2 separate regions of the Homo sapiens genome follow, and region 1 is linked to region 2. Evidence: read pairs that join two places in POLR2A ChIA-PET (ENCODE). Cell type or tissue: B cell. All regions are shown on one strand. Links, peaks and the distances in the headings refer to the core of each region. The heading gives the core; the rest is flanking DNA. Region 1 overlaps ARID1A (AT-rich interaction domain 1A). Region 2 has its middle 62 kb from the start of ARID1A.

Region 1 (4,389 bases), core at 273-4,272, 110 kb after region 2:
AAAAACTATAAAGAACAGTTCAGTACCTGAGTACCCATCTGTAGAAATCAAGCCTTGCTAACACAGGTAAAACTTTATATAGCTCTCTGGGATCACTTATCCCTCTTGGTAAGCACCATCCTGTATTTGACAGAGCATTTTGCCAATGCCCTCTACCTGTGCTTGCTTTTTTTTTGTTTGTTTGTTTTGAGATGGGGGTCTCTCTGTCACCCAGGCTGGAGTGTAGTGGTTTATTCTCGGCTCACTGCAGTCTCCACCTCCCCAGGTTCAGGTGATCCTCCCACCTCAGCCTCCTGAGTAGCTGGGACTACAGGTGTGAGTCAACATGCCCAGCTAATTTTTGGACTTTTTAGTAGAGATGGGGTTTCACGATGTTGCCCAGGCTGGTCTCGAATTCCTGAGCTCAAGCAGTCTGCCCGCCTTGGCTTCCCAAAGTGGTGGGATTATAGGCATGCACCACCTTGCCTGGCCTGACTCTACTTACTTAAATGGTAAGTTCCTGGAAGGCAGGCACTGTGTTATTGACCTCTGTGCCCCCAGTACCTATCATGTGATGCCCAAGACCAGTGGTTCTCTACTGTGTCTGCATGTTAGAATTACCCAGGGGAGTGTATTATCTTTAAAAATTAATGCCCAGGCCCGAGCACGGTGCCTCACGCTTGTAATCCCGGCACTTTGGGAGGCTGAGGTGGGCGGATCACCTGAGGTCGAGAGTTTGAGACCAGCCTGACCAACATGAAGAAACACCATCTCTACTAAAAATACAAAATTAGCTGGGCATGGTGGCACACGCCTGTAATCCCAGCTACTAGGGAGGCTGAGGCAGGAGAATCGCTTGAACCTGGGAGGCAGAGGTTGCGGTGAGCCAAGATGGTGCCATTACACTCCAGCCTGGGCTACAAGAGCGAAACTCCGTCTCAAAAAAAAAAAAAGAAAAAATTAATGCCCAGAGTTCACAGAGTTCTGATTTGTTTCATGTGGGGTTTGGGCATTGGTGTGGTTAGCAGCTGTCCCAGGTGAATCCCGATTTGCAGGTAGAGATCTATTCCAGACTGTATGAGGTTCCTTTGCTATAGTAAACTCTTTTTTTTTTTTGAGATGGAGTCTCACTCTGTCACCCAGGCTGGAGTGCAGTGGCACAATCGCAGTTCACAACAACTTCCGCCTCCCGGGTTCAAACGATTCTCCTGCCTCAGCCTCCCAGGTAGCTGGAATTACAGACGCCCGCTACCACACCCGGCTAATTTTTGTATTTTTAATAGAGACGAGGTTTCACTATGTTGGCCAGACTGGTCTCGAACTCCTGACCTGGGTGATCCACCCGCCTCGGCCTCCCAAGGTGCTGGGATTACAGCCATGAGCCACGGTGCCCAGCCTATAGTAAATTCTTAGCACCCATACTTCTTGTTAGTACTTATCTCAAGTGTAATTTAAATTACTTATTTAATGCAAGTTCATTGAGGACTGACTTGCTGTCTTGCTTATTGCCATAGTGCCTGGCATCTGGTTGCTTATTGCCATAGTGCCTGGCATATAGTAGGCTCCAACTTACTGAATAGATGAACCTGAGCAGCATCCATTATAGTGCTCATTCAGGAAGTATACATCTGACAGGAGCAGCTTGACTGTATTACCAGAGTCTTGCTCTGTCACCCAGGCTGGAGTGCAGTGGCACGATCTTGGCTCACTGCAGCCTCCGCCTCCCGGGTTCCAGCGATTCTCCTACCTCAGCCTCTTGAGTAGCTGGGATTACAGGTGTGCGCCACCACTCCCGGCTAGTTTTTGTATTTTTAGTAGAGACAGGGTTTCACCACGTTGGCCAGGCTGGTTTCGAACTCCTGACCTCAAGTGATCCACCCACCTCAGCCTCCCAAAGTGCTGGGATTATAGGCGTCAGCCACTGCGCCCAGCTTCTGTAACTTTTCTTTTGTTTTTTTTTTTTTTTTTGAGACAGAGTCTCTGTTGCCCAGGCTGGAGGGCTGGAGTGCTGGAGTACAGTGGTGCCATCTGGGCTCACTGCAAGCTCCGCCTCCCGGGTTCAAGCAATTCTCTGCCTCAGCCTCCCTAGTAGCTGGGATTACGGGCACCCACCACCACGCCTGGCTAATTTTTTTGTATTTTTAGTAGAGATGGGGTTTCACCATCTTGGCCAGGCTGGTCTTGAACTCCTGACCTTGTGATCCACCCACCTTGGCCTCCCAAAGTGCTGGGATTACAGGCATGAGCCACTGCGCCCGGCCCAGCTTCTGTAACTTTTCTTACTGAGACACATTTGTAAATTTACATTTTGGTCTTGAAAGTGTACCTAGGATAGAGTAATGGAAAATGGATACAGGATTGAAAGCTGTGATCTGAAGAGGTTAGCTAGTGCTTCACAAACTTTAGCGTGTGTTAAGAATCACCTGAATTACTGCCTCTACCTGAGAAATTCTGATTCAGTAGGTGTGGGCTGGGACCTAAGAATTTGCATTTCTAACAAGCTCTGAAGTGGTACAGATGCTGCCAGTTCAGAAGACCACAATTGGAATGAGACTGAAGTAGGTAGTCACCTTTAAGGGAAGGAAAAAAAATTACTAGACTAGGAAGCCACAGCGGTAACTAGAATAATAGTGGTGATTTACACTGTAGTTTGACTCTTGATTATTTGGAAGGCACACTGTGGGTTAAGAATGGTAGAAAGAAAAGAGACTTGAAAGAAACTAGACTTCCTGTAGCTGTGGCCTCAGTGCAGTTTATTCCTGGGTAACGGAGCCCTTGCCCTGCCAGTACCACCCTGGGAGCTCCTCTGCTCTATGGTGCTCATCACTGGATCCCTTCCTTTAGTGGGGCCAAACTTAGTTGGTCACCAAATCTTAGTCTACCACAGAAATGGTTTTTGCTTTTGAATCTGGTTTCCCCTCTCTTTCTCCACTGCCTTTTGTTTTTTCGGGTCCCTGTTATCTCTCACCTGGTGTCTTGCCACAAACTTCTGACTGTTCTGTTTCTTTTCTTCCTCTTTTCCTTCCAAGTCTGTCCTCAGCATAATCACCAGAGTGATCATCTTAAAAAAAAAAAAAAAGAAAAAAAAAACCTGGCCAAGTTATGTTAATGCTTTAAAACCTGGCTACGTGTTGTCTGTAGATTTAAGTCCAAGTGTGACATACAAGTAAGTTTTTTTGGGATCTGGAGGATGAGGAGAGATGTAGGTAAGTTTCCTGTCCCTGGAGTAAAACCTGGCACACTTTTTGCTATGGGTGTTATGTAGAAGACAAACAGACATTTGACAAGGGTTGAACTTGTGTGACTTCTGAGGTCATTTGAACTCTTGGGTCCATGATTCCGAATATGATACGATGATTCCTAAAGGATCCTCCTGTGTTTCATTAGTAAAATAGACATAAAACAGAAGACCATGTGCCTGTATGTTATAATGAGTGCTGTCAGAGTTTGGTGAAGTCACTGATCCATTTATGTCTCAATAGTTGAAGGAAGAAGTCATGTTGAAGTTCAGTCAGTATGAGCTAGATGTGGATGTATTTAAGTGGTTAGTTACAAAGGGAAAGTCCAGCTTGAACAGAGGCCATGCAGGGATGGGGATGAGGTGCAGTATAGATACTTGGGGGCTGGTCAGCTTCCAGGGGTGGGAAGTAACAGGAAGGAAAGCTAGATCACAGGGATCCTGCTGAGCTTAAGCCATTTAGATCTGATCTTATGGGCTTGCAGATAGGTAACTGGGGCAATCATGTGATAAAACTAATGTTTTACAAAAATGATCCATTAGTTTGTAGTATGCTTTGAAAACGGGAGAGTCTTAAAGCAGTGGAATAAGTTAAACCGTAGAACTACTTCTGGCAAGAGGTATGGAGTTCTGGTCCTTCTGTCTCATTTGCATAGCCACCTGCTCCCACATGTGGAACATGCAGGAAAGAATACAGGACTGAGAATAAGTGGGTTCTGTGTGGTGGAATATTTAAAGATTTTGATTGACTGGTGGGCAGGGGGAGTCTCATTTTTGAGGAAAAGTTAAATTCCATATTTATTTTGTGGAATATAATATAGTAAGATTTCTGAAAACAAATGTCCAGTTTCTAGTTGGAGATAAGAAACTGAAACTTGGGTAAGACCTGAGTCTGGATACAAGTTTGCGAGTTACCTGTGTGGTAGTTAATAGTTAAACCATAGAATGAAACAGGCCTCCTAAACTGGAGTTTAGAGATAGAAGCCAGATGGAGCTCTGGACGATGCCGGAGGCCATCAGGTAGAAGCAGCCAACAGAGAGTTGGAGAGATCGGAGAAGGACCAGGATTGTGTAATATTTCTGGAAGCCAAGGGAGGAGGGACGAAGTCAAATTTATATTTCAAAGAAAATAGGTAGTTGGGTTTGTCATAAAGCATTTTATTGGGATCCTT
Region 2 (4,389 bases), core at 238-4,237:
GCTAGGCCCCCAGGGCTATGGTGCAGCAAGCAGGGTTGCTAGGGCCACTCAGGAAAAGGGAACCCGGCTGGGAGTGGTGGTTCAGGTTGAAGTCAGGAGTTCAAGACCAGCCTGGCCAACATGTACAAAAGTACAAAAATTAGCTGGGCATAGTGGTATGCACCTGTAATCCCAGCTATCTGGGAGGCCGAGGCAGGAGAATCGCTTGAACCCAGGAGGTGGAGGTTGCAGTGAGCCAAGACCGTGCCACTGCACTCCAGCCTGGGTGACAGAGTGAGACTCCATCTCACAAAAGAGAAAAAAAAAAAGGAAAAGGGAACCCCAGAAACCTGGCATGCTGGCAAAAGGGTAAGAGTTTCTTACCAGTCAGACTTCTGGCCTCTCCTCTGTGCAAACTGGTTGTGGGAACAGTAAAAATCATTGTCTCCTCTGCAAATTTTTGATTAATTAAAGATTCATGAGGCTAGTCTTAAGCTATAGCAAATGTGGTGTGCTTTGTGCTATGAATTTATCTTTCTGTATTGTTCTGTCATAAAAAGAAGTACCTTAGGATAGAACATGGACTTAGGGCCTCATAAGCCTGCTGTTCAAGCCAGCCTGGCAAACTGGTCAGTTACAAACTTTGTTGGAGGTCCCTGAAACAAAAACTGGATAAAATTTCCCTCTTGTCTTGTTTTATGTCCTTGGGAGCTTGACCTTGTAACCACGTGGTGGTACTTTCTCTTGGTTTCCGCCATCCAGAGGACAGGAATTTTGGAGTTCATGTCATAGTTAGCTCTAAAAATTATCTTGAGTAGTTAAAAGCCTTTGCAAGCTCAAAATTGACTGCTCTAGGCTCCGTCTGGGAAGAGCAATGGAAACTGCCTAATGCTGTAGCTTAGTAGCTAAGGTTTTGTCTTTTCACAATGGCACCCTGGGTTAAATTTTCAGCCTAGAGAATAAATACTTTCTGGTTGATATTTGTGTGACCTTTGCCACTTGTTGATTTCCTTCCCCTCTATGTACAACTTCTGACTTCCCATCTTGAATTTTTTCTTCTCTGAACACCTGGGAGGTTACCTTTGGTAAAGTTCAAAAGCCAGAAATATAGGCTGTTTGGCCTAGCTAGAGTCTGATAATAAAAGATTTGGTTAAGTCAGCTTAATTAAAAGTAGATATCCAAACTATGCATATATTAAAAGGTTTTTATGCTTTTTTCACTTCTTGGATCTTATTTTTCTGAAGAAAAAAAGTTCTTTTATTCTCAGTCAACTGAATTGTTTTTAAAGTATACTCCTACAAACAAAATTTGGAGCATCTTCCTTTCTCCCTGGTTTCTCCAAACTTTGGAAACTGTTTGTAAGTATTCTTACTTATGGCAATACAGTTATTTGCATAAGTGCAATAAGAATCTGTCTTTTGGCTGGGCGTGGTGGCTCATGCCTGTAATCCCAGCACTTTGGGAGGCCGAGGCAGGTGGATCACCTGAGGTCAGGAGTTCAAGACCAGCCTGGCAAACATGGTGAAACCCCATCTCTACTAAAAATACAAAAATTAGCTGGGTGTGGTGGCAGGTGCCTGTAATCCCAGCTACTCTGGAGGCTGAGGCAGAAGAATCACTTGAACCCGGGAGGCAGAAGTTGCAGTGAGCTGAGATCGTGCCACTGCACTCCAGCCTGGGTGACAGAGCAAGACTATCTCAAAAAAAAAAAAAAAAAAAAATCTGTCTTTTGTAACAGAACACAGTTGGAGATACTCATTAATTTATCAAGGCTTTGACTGAAATGGCATGCTTTCAGGTACAAACAGACTGTTTTAAGGAATTGAAGTTGACTTATAGAGCTAATAAAATCCCCTTGGGGGAGCTGGGCGCGGTGGCTCATGCCTGTAATCCCAGCACTTTGGGAGGCCGACGTGGGCAGATCACGAGGTCAGGAAATCAAGACCATCTTGGCCAACATGGTGAAACCCCGTCTCTACTAAAAATACAAAAAATTAGCCAGGCGTGGTGGCAGGTGCCTGTAGTCCCAGCTACTCAGGAGGCTGAGGCAGGAGAATGGCGTGAACCCAGGAGGCGGAGCTTGCAGTGAGCCGAGATCGCGCCACTGCACTCCAGCCTGGGCGACAGAGTGAGACTCCGTCTCAAAAAACAAACAAACAAAAAACCCTTGGGGGCTAGGCACGGTGGCTCACGCCTGTAATCCCAACACTTTGGGAGGCTGAGGTGAGTGGATCACCTGAAGTCAGGAGTTCAAGACCAGGCTGGCCAACATTGTGAAATTCCACCTCTACTAAAAATACAAAAATTAGGCAGGCATGGTGGCGCATGCCTGTAATCCCAGCTACTAAGGAGGCTAAGGCAGGAGATTTGCTTGAACCTGGGCCACGGAGGTTGCAGTGAGCCGGGATCATGCCACTGCACTGCAGCCTGGGTGACAGAGCAAGACTCTGTCTCCAAAAAAAAAAACACTTGGGGAAAAAAATGTTCTCATACCTTGTCTACGCAGGCCCTGTGCAGGGTTACAGGGTTCCTGACCTATGATGATAAGTAAAGAATGTCACGTTCTGACAAGCCTAGGAACCCCATGTTATCTTTGGACCTCAAGAGGAGAGGAATTTACCTTACTCATATAGGTATTTGATGGCACAAACCCATGGCCGAGCTTAAGGCTTTAAAAAGTCTTATCTTGCCAGGCATGGTGGCTCATGCCTGTAATCCCAGCACTTTGGGAGGCTGAGGCAGGTGGATCATCTGAGGTCGGGAGATCGAGACCATCCTGGCTAACACGGTGAAACCCCGTTTCTACTAAAAATACAAAAAAATTAGCCAGGCATGGTGGCACATGCCTGTAATCCCAGCTACTTGAAAGGCTGAGACAGGAGAATCACTTGAACCCGGGAGGTGGAGGTTTAGGTGAGCCGAGATTGCACCATTGCACTCCAGCCTGGGCAACAAGAGCGAAACTCTGTCTCAAAAAAAAAAAAAAAAAAATTCTTACCTGAGATTTCTCATGGAACAAAGTTCCATCAAAGCCAATTTACAAATGAGCCTATATGGGAAATTATTATTCTTGCTGTGCTTTATGCAAATAATCAGGCCAAGTATAATAAGACTAAAGCTTATTTTGCAAACAAATTAGTCCTATCATGATTTGTTTTTAATAAAAATGAGGACTGGAGAGAGAAAAATTATGTGTAGTTTTTTTTTGTTTTTTGTTTTTTGTATTTTTTGAGACAGAGTCTCACTCTGTCGCCCAGGCTGGAGTCCAGTGGCACAATCTCAGCTTACTGCAATCTCTGCCTCCTGGGTTCAAGCGATTCTCCTGCCTCAGTCTCCCAAGTAGCTGGGATTACAGGCGCCTGTCACTACGCCCAGCTAATTTTTTGTATTTTTAGTAGAGGCGAGGTTTCACCATGTTGGCTAGGCTTGTCTCGAACTCTTAACCTTGTGATTCGCCCGCCTCAGCCTCCCAAAGTGCTGGTATTACAGGTGTGAGCCACTGCGCCCAGCCGAAAAATTATTATTATTATTATTATTATTATTATTATTATTTTGAGACAGAGTCTCACTCTTTCGCCCAGGCCAGACTGCAGTGGCGCTATCTCGGCTCACTGCAGACTCTGCCTCCCTGGTTCATGCCATTCTCCTGCCTCAGCCTCCCGAGTAGCTGGGACTACAGGCCCCTGCCACCGTGCCCGGCTAATTTTTTGTATTTGTAGTAGAGACGGGGTTTCACCGTGTTACCCAGGATGGTCTCGATCTCCTGACCTTGTGATCCGCCCGCCTTGGCCTCCCAAAGTGCTGGGATTACAGGCGTGAGCCACCGCGCCCGGCCCAAAAAATTATGTTTTAAGAAATATGCTACACCTGTTATTAGAGTCTAGTCTCATCAGTTGTTTTTGAGGGTTTTTTTTCTGCAATTTATACCAACCCTGGTTATTCCTGCCAATCAACCAGTGATCTCTGACTGCAGCTCAGAAGAAACAAGAGGGATGGATAGTGTAAAAATCTGGATCAGTATTCTAATTCTGGGCACGTACTGGAATCAGCTAGTGATTCCATATTAGCTTGATTCCAGCAATTGCTCAGTTAATGGAAAGCCTTCTTATTTAGTTTACTTGGGATAATTTTTCTTATTTTGCTTTACTGTTGTGGAATATATTGCTGTTGTACCCTTTGTGTAGGAATGCAGGATAAGCTTACTCAATGTTTTCTTTTTTCTTTTTTTCCTCCAACCTCTCCTCCCCCTCAATGTTTTCTTAAATTTAATCCTTGTTAATCTTCCAGATATCCCCTTTTGTCGAAATTCATAGTTATGAATGGTCCTTACTATACTGATGCTTCCTGACTGAGCTCCTCTCTACCCTGAATACAAGAGACCCTAGTAGTTAGGCAGGAATATCATTGTC

The links. Peaks named below come from ENCODE experiments on the same cell type or tissue, not always from the same donor. Only the 100,000 strongest peaks of a DNase experiment are listed, where the experiment ranks them.
Region 1: POLR2A ChIA-PET joins it to region 2 with 5 read pairs; 18 of 35 experiments call an interaction of 5 or more read pairs at or near these places.

The regions. Positions count from the first base shown.
Region 1 is chr1:26,736,947-26,741,335 of GRCh38, forward strand. All of the region lies in intron 4 of ARID1A (AT-rich interaction domain 1A), which reads left to right. Among named protein-coding and RNA genes, the nearest start is that of ARID1A, 43 kb to the left of the region's middle. RefSeq lists a silencer at 2,740-2,789. In B cell, for the core only: no CTCF peak of the experiment used is centred there; no DNase peak of the experiment used is centred there; H3K27ac peaks cover 2,792 bases.
Region 2 is chr1:26,631,422-26,635,810 of GRCh38, forward strand. No RefSeq gene overlaps it. Among named protein-coding and RNA genes, the nearest start is that of ARID1A, 62 kb to the right of the region's middle. In B cell, for the core only: no CTCF peak of the experiment used is centred there; a DNase peak (open chromatin) is centred at 1,833.